3 separate regions of the Homo sapiens genome follow, and regions 2 and 3 are each linked to region 1. A link is a contact called in ENCODE Hi-C or POLR2A ChIA-PET data. All regions are on one chromosome and are shown on one strand. Each heading gives the region's core, a stretch centred on a gene start or an enhancer-like site at or near the end of the contact. The rest is flanking DNA. Distances are from core to core; before and after follow the strand shown. Region 1 overlaps LOC124904355 (a long non-coding RNA gene). Region 2 overlaps CTIF (cap binding complex dependent translation initiation factor). Region 3 has its middle 25 kb from the start of SMAD7.

Region 1 (2,975 bases), core at 355-2,854:
AAGTGGGTGGTAGCTAAAGCATGCAGGATTTCTTTTTGGAGTGGTGAAAATATTCTAAAGTTGACAGTGGTGAGTGGTAATGGTTGCCCATACCTATGATTGTACTAAAAAACCCTTGAATTGTATACTTTAAGTGAGCAAATTGTATGGTATGTGAACTATATCTCAATAAAGCTAGTAAGAAAAAGACATTATTGGGACAACTGAAACTAAATGTGCATGGTGGACTAGAAAGTTGTGTTAATATTAAAGCTTTCTGATTTTGATAATTGCAAAAAACTTAATGGACGTCCCTATAAGGTACTATCATTATTCCCATTATATAGATGCAGAAAGTGAGGAAGAACAAGGTCAAGTTACTTGTCCAGGATCACACAGCAGCCTAAGAGCCCTTAGTTTTTACCTCCTCCTTGCTTCTCTTAGCACCCTGGTCTTTCCCTTCATAGCACTTATCACAATTGATAATTTTACATGTTTTGTTCTGCAAGATGATAAGTTCACTGACGATAGTGACAGGTCACCTCTGATCATCACTTCTCCATATATTTAAACAAATATTTATTGAGCCTACTGTGAGCCAGGCCTGCATGCACAAAGGTCGGTGAGAATATTCTAGTACAGGGCTTGGCTCATAAGTGGATGCTCAACAGATATTTGTAGCTAGGATGGAAGGGTAGATGAGTGTATGGATAGGTAAATGGATGAATGGATGGGCAGATGGCTGTGTGGATAGGTAGATAATTGGATGAGTGGATGGATGGATGAATGGATGGATGGATGAGTGGATAGATGGATGGATGGATGGATGGATGGATGGATGGATGGATGATGTGGGGATGGGTAGATGGATGGATAGGTGGATGTGTATGTGGATGGACAGATGAACAGATGGGTGGGTTGAATGGGTAGGTGCATAAGTGGAAAGGGAGCTTCTGGGAAAAGGCTGATTGGGCTTGCCCAGGCACAGTACCTGGTGTCATCCTCCTCACCTAGCTATCTTCCCCTTCCTACCTCAGCCTCTACCCAGGTCCCCATCTTCAGACCCATCACATCCTGAGAAACACACCCACTGTACAGACCCTCCTGTCTTCCTCCACCAAGGCTGTCTAAATCATCCTTCAAGGCCTTGCCAGGCCCCACTCCTCCAGGAAGCCTTCCTAGCTCATGTGGTCTGCTTCTCTTCTGCACTCCTAATTCACAATATTGATGGACAACCCATATCATCACATCGGTCATCCTGAATAGATGCTCCTGAGATGCAGACCTGGAGCCTGGGAAGGGCCGGGCTTCCTCCTCCTCTGCTGTCCTAGGGGCTGGTTAGTGACAGGCAGGGGGTGAAGCCACTGCATTGGCTACAAGGCAGGAGTCACAATCTCTCCCTTGATGGAGAAGGAGGACCCGGGTGAAGCCCTTGCTAGGGGCACAGGCAGGAGGAAGATCTCAGCCATGCCAGCTTCAGAGGAACTGCCAGGCCAACCCTGGGGGAGGCTGGGACCAAGCCCGACCCTCAACCAGGCTGGGGCTGGGCTGAGCTGGCAGGAGGACGCAGGCAGGCAGGAGGCTGTGCGGGTGCCTCCCTCCCCTCCTCAGCCCGGCCCGACCAGCCCCCAGGCAGGCTGGAGGCCTGTTTGCCTTGGCCCCGGGCCAGGGCCGCCCCGCCAGTGAGTAATGCGTGAGGACCGCCTGGCTCCGGTTCAAGGGAAACGGGCTGGAGACGAGACGGGGCCTTCTAGGCCTTCATGGGGCTAGGTTCCGGGGGCGGCTTCCCAGAAAGTGCCTGCCGAGGCTGCGTTGGGGCCACTGCCAGGCCAGCCGCCCTCCTTCCCCTTTCTCCATCCCCTTTTCTCCCCTTCTTCCTCTGTAGAGACCGAGGAAAGGCAGATCTTGAGCTCCCAGAAAAAGATCATTAGGCATGGCCCAGGACCCAAGGAGAAGGAGCTTGTCAGGACCCCAGCCATCTACCCCACACACCTAACAGAGCCAGCCAGTCCCTGGTCCATTAACCCACACTTTCTGAGCACCCAGTCTCTGAAAGGCAAGGACTTGCTGTCAGGGAGAGCACGCGAGTTCAGGGCATGGGGCATGGGCAGCTCAGAAGCTCTCAGTGCTGGTCCTGGAAGCTGTGGCGCCGGACAAGGCCTCCCTATTTATCTGCCCACATTCCAGGGCTCCTGATGAGGACGCTGCAGCCCAGAGAAAAGGATGGACTTGCCCACGCTGCCCAGCGAGTTAATTGCAGCAAGGTAAGAGCCCATGCCTCCTGCCCATGGGACTCTAGGCCCTGCTGCTCTGAACAGTGGCCTTCTCCTTCAGCTTGCGTGGCTGTCATGATGAAGGGCCACTGCCTAGGATGGTTCTATTTTTCAGTTGCATCCTCCTGGAGCATTTCCGGGGCTTCTGTAACTTTGCGACTCTGCCCTTGGTGAGTGGTATCTTTCTGCTTAGGACCTAAGTGACCACCTGGGTGGAGAAGACACCATGGTCATCAACACCTTTTGGAGGCACAGAGATTCCCAGCCCTCTGGGAGATTTTGCAGCCAACCATGTCCCTATGCCTCTCCAGGCCTCTATCCATGGTCAGTCTTCCTAGTTGCAAAATACAGAACATTATTCTGGCTGAGTTAAGCACAAAAGAAAAGTCATGAGGGGATCCTGGGTAGGTCACAGAATCAACAACATGCCAGAGAACTTCTCCACAGCAGGGGTGGCTGCCAAACCACACCACAGTGCTGGCCTCCTGAGACCCGCACTGGCCCTGCCACAGAGCCCCAGAAGGCTCCTCTCTTTCCACTGACATCAGCACTAGACACCAAACGCTGGACGCTGCTGTTGGCCTAGCCGTCCCTGCTGCCCCCTAGAAACAGGATGTGACCACTGTCCACCTCCGGAATGATTCTCCTACATCCCTGCTTCTCTATTCCCAGACCCTGATCCCAGGACCAGGATGAGGGCATCTGATTGGCCAATCCCAGGTC
Region 2 (2,975 bases), core at 249-2,748, 110 kb before region 1:
ATCATTTTCTTCGGGTTTAGGGAAAGTCACTGATTTTCATTTTCCTATAACATGATGACAATAAGGGCTGGGTTCACATCCCAGCTTTGTCACAGACTAGTTGTGTAACCTTGAATGGGTTTCTTACTCTCTCCAAGCCTCAGTTTCCTCACTGGTAAGATGAGGATGGTAATAATGATTGGGTTGGATTGCTGGGGATTAAATGAGATAATGTAGTAAAGGGCATAATACAACCCTGGCCCTCAATAAGTGCTCATAATGTTGGCTATGGTTCAATTGGACTTTGCTTGGGATAATAGTGAAAGGAATTTTAATTTCAGTTTGATTCATCAGGTGTGCACTAATATTATAGGTCTAGCCCTGTCTGAAACTCTAGGGAGATACAGTCAAGTGTAGATCAGTGACATACCATATTCATGGACTAGAATACTCAGTATTGGTATGATGTCACTTCTTCCTAAATTGGTCTCTAGAGTCAACAGTCTCAAATCAAGATGCCATTAAGCCTTTTGGGCAGAAATTGGCAAGCTGATTCTAAAATATATATGGAAACTCAAACCTACAATATCCAAAGGAATCTTGAAAAAAGAACAAAATTAGAAGTATAAATTAAGGGCTTTGTTTTTTTGCTCTCAGGAACCTTAAGACTAGTGGGGAAGACTAATAAGAGACCCCATGCTGCTTCCTAGGAATGTAGGGTACTGGTGAAGAGTATAGATGCTAGAGCCTGGCCCCTGGCTTTGAATGCTGGCTTTGCCACCTGCTACCTCATGACCTTGGGCAGGGTACTTTTCCCCTCTCTATGTCCTAGGTGTCTCATCTATAAAATGGGATGATCACAGCTTCATTGCCATGGGGCCATTGTGAAGATGAAAGGAGCTAACCCATGTTAGCCTAAGGCTGCCTACTAGGTGTTGGGGAAGGGATGGAAGTAGAATGAGGACAGAGGTTCCGCCCCCAGTACCGTATGTCCTTTGGAGAAGGAAAGCCTAGAAGCTGAACCACCTTTCCAAAAAGGGAAATTCTGGAATAAGGATCTCAGGCTCTGTGAGTACAGCCACCTCCTTTTCTAAGACCCAGACTGGGGAAATAGCTCATCCAGGGTCACTTGGCTGAAGGTTAAATACAGAGGAAGTGTCCAACAGGCAGGGAGTGTGAGCAAAGGTCCATGGCAAGGAGTTACAGCGGTGCTTCTTGGGCCATGGGAGAAGGCTGTTTCTGGAGTGCCGAGTTCGAGGGGGCATGGGGCTAAGGGACAGCCAGCAGGCATGAGTCACCAAGGGGCAGGCTGCCAAATCCAACAGGACGCCCCATGGAGCCCTTTGGCCTGGGCCCAGCTCAGCAGCCCCCTCCCCATCCCCCGGACACACGTACCCCACCAGGCCTGGAGACATTTCCTGAAAGACTAAGAAAGCACTGGGAGCTGGACGGGCGGCCTCAACGGCCAGAGGCTTGAGGCCAGGTCTCTCATGGAGGAGCAGACGAAGGGAGGACGTGACCGGCAGCCTTCATTCTCACAGGCCAGGGATTTCAGAGGAACGCGGCCAAGTCTAGCTCTGAAGTTCCCACTTCAGACCCCGCCCGGCTGGAGCCACGGGCGCCTGCAGTCGCCACCCTGGAAATCAGAGAGGCACGTCATAGGCCACCTCGTGCTGGGGAACACGTCCTCCTGGGGCCTCTGTCAGCTGGCTCACCTGCTGGGGTTCCCGGATAGCCCTTCTCCTTCTGCTGGGCCATGGACCCTCCTCTAGCCAGCTTCCCCCAATCCCTGCTCTCCCTCAGCCCCCAAACCTGTCCACCTTCTCACTCCATCTTCTCAGGAGAGTCCTGGCACCCAGAACAGACCTCCTAGGAATGTCATGTCTCTGTCTTTGAGGTCATGAGCAGACCTGGGGCAGGAAGGGGAGGCCCTGTACAAGCCCTACACTGTGGCTCAGGCCCAGAGAGGGGTTGACACCAGGCCAAAGGAGGGACACATGTCCACAGATAGCTCCCAGGCCTCCTGCATGCTGGCTGGTCAGACCATGAGAGCCACACTGGACAGGTGAGGAAACTGAGGCCCAAGAGGAAATGTGATTTGCCCAAGGCCCTATAGCAAGATAGAGGCAGAGCAGAATGGAAGACCTAAGGCTCCCAAGCCCTGAGCCCCAAGCTCTTTTAAGTCATTTTCATGGTTTCACTTCATTTTCTTTTTTCATTTCCTTCCTTCTTTAAGAGAAAGGCAGGCTCTGGATAGACAGGCAGGGACACAGGCAGGGCTACCAGAAACTCAGAGGAAAGAAGAGAGTGGCCCAGGGTTGGGCAGCCTCTACCCCCAGCCCCCAAGCTGAGTGGAAGCCCCTCCCTCCCACCCAGCCTCAGCCTGGCCCTGGGGGCTCCCCTTAGTGGGAGCTACCAGTTTGTGGACACAGGAATGTGCCTGTGGCTTGCCCAGAGACCCTGAGGGCCAGCACCTCAATCACAGCATCTCCTTGCCCCAAGCAGCCTGCCCCGTCTCAACCGTAGCTTTTATCACCTTCCTCCATGCCTCTCTAGTGAGTGTCTTCCCTGAGTCAGCAGAACCTGTTCATAGTCATCCCTTCTCCCAGATTAATCTCTCTCTCTCTGTAGCCTTCCCTGATCACCCAGGCTGCTGGAGTCTATCTGTGCCCTCACTGGGCACTCAGCTTTTGCCACCTGGTGTTCTTAGTGTCATCTCTTGGGTCTGTTCCTGTCTCTCTAACCAAACTTTAGGCAACTTTGTTCATTCAACACTCCATGAATTCAAGGCCTACCACGTGCCAGGCCCTGGGCTATGGTGGGATTCAGCAGCAAACAGACAGACTCAGCAACCTGCCCTCATGGAGCTTACATTCTAGCGAGGAGGGGATGATAAGCATCAAAGCAACAGATCTGCAAATAAGTAAATTTCCAAAAGGCTGTGGAGAAGGAAGCAGGGCATGTTGGGGGACAATTTTAAATAGGGTGATTGGAAA
Region 3 (2,975 bases), core at 177-2,676, 74 kb after region 1:
ATCATTTTAAATTAACCTTGCGATTCCCTGCAGCTGCCTCTCACCCATCACAGACATGCTAATGCACGTGTGTGCTGCTGGGGGGCGGTGGGAGGGGACCCTGACACTAGCTTTGTGAAACAGCATCCCTGTGGGCTCTGTTCCACTCACCCCCCTACCCACCCTGGCAGAGCAGAGGGGAGGGAGGAAGGAAGCAGGCAGGTTAGCAGAGCGCAGGACCAGGCAGTAAAGTCTCCTAGCTGCGCTACCTCGCTACCTCGGGGTGTCCACATTACTCAGCCCCTCGGAGCCATGGGGGTGGGGAGGGCAGGGCCTCCTGGGACAGGACCATAAACCGTTTATGAATCCCTAAATGTCACACATCAAGTCGACATCACCTGTTCACCTTCATTCTTCTCTCCCTTTGTGAAAAGTCTCTCTTCGCATTCCCTCCGGGCCTCTCCCCTCCTGACCCTTTGGAGTAGGAGCCTTCAAAGCCCTGAAGGTTCCCGAGTGATGTGGGAAGTAAAGTTCTCAATGGAGGTCTCCTCCTAGTGAAAGGGCACTCTGTACTTAATGGAACTGGCCAGACCGTGAAGGTTACCTTGACCTTGTCTGCATGATAAATACAACTGGAGCGGGGCGGAAGGCACACCATTCAGAAAAGCAAACTGCTTGCATCTTCTTTATTTTTAATCTCACTCCATTTTGCTTCTCTGCAGGATCAAAGCAAGTTAAGGAGAGACAGCCTCTGTCTTTCAATCCTAGGGGCAGCTCGTGCAGTCGCCCCGCCGCGGCCACTCTCCTAACACGGGCAGAGGGGGCAGCGACGTGCCCCGGTCGCTCAGCCAGCTGGTGGCAGGGCTGTGACGGCAACCCAGGCCCCCAGACGCCTCTCCGCGTCTAGGCGCTTCCCATAATGGAAGGCTTCGCTCCATTAAAAGTTATTTTAGGGAATCCACAAGCCCACCGCCATCCCCCCCAAAGTGGAAATTTTATGTAAACGAGTCAAAATAAAGCAACAGTTTCTTAATAAGTATGTTTGGAGTTACACTCTGGACTAAGACGAGCCGAATCGGGCGAGGGGATGCGGACTTAAAGGTTCCAGTGTTCTTCTCCATACGGCAAGACTATTTTTAAAAATTTAAGGACGTCTTCCAGTCCACAGTCCACACCGCCTACACCCCCGCAGGTCAGACAGGCGCGAGTTCAGCCCGGTGACCCCGCCATCCTCGCGGCCCCCACCCTGGGGCCAGGGAAGAGGGCGTGGCCGACCCCAGCCCCCTCACCGAAACCGGGCCTGTCCCCTCCCCCATCGCGGTCCCGCACGGCGGCGGAGGGGCCGAGGGGTGGCGGCACCGGGATCCCGCCGCCACCCCGGCGCGCACGGAGGCAGGGTTGGGGGAAACACGATTCCTGGGGAGATTGGAGGAGGCGATGCCGCCGAGGCTGCGGGGGAGTTCTCCCGGAGAACTCGGGGGCCGGGTGGGAATGCGACCTCCAGGGCAGCTATCGCTGCTCCCCCGTAACTGCCGCAGGGACCCTCCCGGGGTGGGGGTGGGGACGCGGGGCTTCCGTCCCTTCCGGGCCGCGGAGGTGCAGGCCCGAGGGGCCCGTGCAGTCAGACGTGCAGTGTGCGCGGCCCGTGACTCAGCCGGGTGGCGACGCGAGGCCGGGGAGGCAGGGGGAAGGGGCGGGCGGGCCGGGCGCGCAACCGGGACCCCGCGGCCTCGGGAGAAGCGAGGTGCGCGCGCCCAGGAGTGGGGGGCGGGGCGGCGGGCGCGCGCGCAGCGGAGGCGCCGGGCGGCGGCGAGGGCCGGGCCGTATGCCGTCTTCCCGGCGCCGCGCTCCCAGAGCTCGCGCCGCCTCCCGGGGCGCCGCGCGGGTGGCGCAGGTAGAGGCCGGGCGGGGGTGGCAGCCACCCCGGGGCTCAGGTTCCAGCCGCCAGGCTTGGCCCTCAGCGGGCGCTGTCAGAGGGCGGGCCCGCGGGAGCGGGGCGGCGGCGGCGGCGGCAGAGGAGCGCAGGGCGGGCGGAGACCGTCGGGGTCACCTCTCCAGCCCCCCGCGGTGGCCGAGCCACCCGCAGTTGCGCTCGAGGCGCCGAGGCGGGGTGGCCGAGCGAGACCCGGGCCGGGCGCGGCTCGGGCCGCACAGCCGCGGCGGCGGCTGCAGACCTGTAAACCTTAATGACAGCAATCTTGCCCGTCTGCGCCTCTGACTCACGTGGTGACCCAGCCTCCAGTCACCCGGCGGCCGCCCTCCGGCCTCAGTTTCCCCCGCCGCCGAACAATGAAGCCACTGTGTCGCCGTTCATTTCTGAGCGCCGTTTCACACGCGGAGCGCCGCCGCCTCCCTGGGGAAGGGACCGAGGCGTCCGGCTTTTAATTATCCCCGGTGGGCGGGCGTGGGGAGGCCGCGCTCTGCTGGATAATTGAACCCTGGGACTATTCCCTCGTCAGCCCAAGCTCTTTATCTTAAGCCGTCCTTTCCTCTTCATCGTATTTAAATTTTACCCCTTCCTCTCCACGCTGGTGGGACTGCTTGAAAAACAATGAAATGGGCCGGTTAGGTGGCTCACGCCTGTAATCGCAGCACTTTGGGAGGCCCAGGCTGGGGGATCACCTGAGGTTAGGAGTTCAAGACCAGCCTGGCAAACATGGTGAAACCCTGTCTCTATTAAAAATACAAAAAAAAAAGGGGGGGGGGGAAAGAAATTGGCCGTGCATGTGGCGCATGCCTGTAATCCCAGCTACTTGAGAGGCTGAGGCACGAGAATCAGTAGAACCCGGGAGAAGGAGGTTGTAGTGAGCCGAGATGGCGCCATTGCACTCCAGCCTGGGCGACAAAGCGAGACTCCGTCTCAAAAAAAAAAAAGAAAAGAAAAGAAAAGAAAAGCAATGAAATGACTCCCCGCCTAGTTTAGGCAATTTGTGTTTTCCCGAATATCAAGGGTTCAGTCAATTTGCTCGCAACGAACTTGAGCCCTTCCTGTGGGC

What was found. Hi-C counts contacts between places; a loop is a spot of excess contacts on that map. ChIA-PET counts read pairs that join two places held with the same protein, here RNA polymerase II (POLR2A). Pooled maps may share reads with other maps.
Region 2: a map of K562 shows a loop between it and region 1 (3-fold over the local background). The contact joins two enhancer-like sites. A Hi-C loop is called at or near these places in 5 of 168 maps with a recorded cell type or tissue (HepG2, K562, endothelial cell of umbilical vein and 1 more), 8 of 37 single-sample maps with no recorded cell type and 13 of 50 pooled maps. POLR2A ChIA-PET finds 5 or more read pairs at or near these places in 3 of 52 experiments (AG04449, HepG2 and activated CD8-positive, alpha-beta memory T cell).
Region 3: a pooled map shows a loop between it and region 1 (2.3-fold over the local background). The contact joins two enhancer-like sites. A Hi-C loop is called at or near these places in 1 of 168 maps with a recorded cell type or tissue (transverse colon) and 4 of 50 pooled maps. POLR2A ChIA-PET finds 5 or more read pairs at or near these places in 5 of 52 experiments (AG04449, H1, WTC11 and 2 more).

The regions. Positions count from the first base shown.
Region 1 is chr18:48,900,512-48,903,486 of GRCh38, forward strand. All of the region lies in intron 2 of LOC124904355 (a long non-coding RNA gene), which reads right to left. Among named protein-coding and RNA genes, the nearest start is that of SMAD7, 49 kb to the right of the region's middle. Within about 2 kb of position 1,605, at least 28 of the 41 ENCODE cell types and tissues checked have a DNase peak (open chromatin) inside an H3K27ac peak, as active enhancers do; they include endothelial cell of umbilical vein, heart left ventricle and transverse colon, where a contact is called at or near this core.
Region 2 is chr18:48,789,178-48,792,152 of GRCh38, forward strand. The region is part of intron 9 of CTIF (cap binding complex dependent translation initiation factor); the gene reads left to right. Among named protein-coding and RNA genes, the nearest start is that of CTIF-AS1, 51 kb to the right of the region's middle. Within about 2 kb of position 1,499, at least 23 of the 41 ENCODE cell types and tissues checked have a DNase peak (open chromatin) inside an H3K27ac peak, as active enhancers do; they include endothelial cell of umbilical vein and heart left ventricle, where a contact is called at or near this core.
Region 3 is chr18:48,974,210-48,977,184 of GRCh38, forward strand. No RefSeq gene overlaps it. Among named protein-coding and RNA genes, the nearest start is that of SMAD7, 25 kb to the left of the region's middle. RefSeq lists silencers at 1,526-1,645, 1,746-2,045, 2,076-2,195. Within about 2 kb of position 1,427, at least 24 of the 41 ENCODE cell types and tissues checked have a DNase peak (open chromatin) inside an H3K27ac peak, as active enhancers do; they include transverse colon, where a contact is called at or near this core.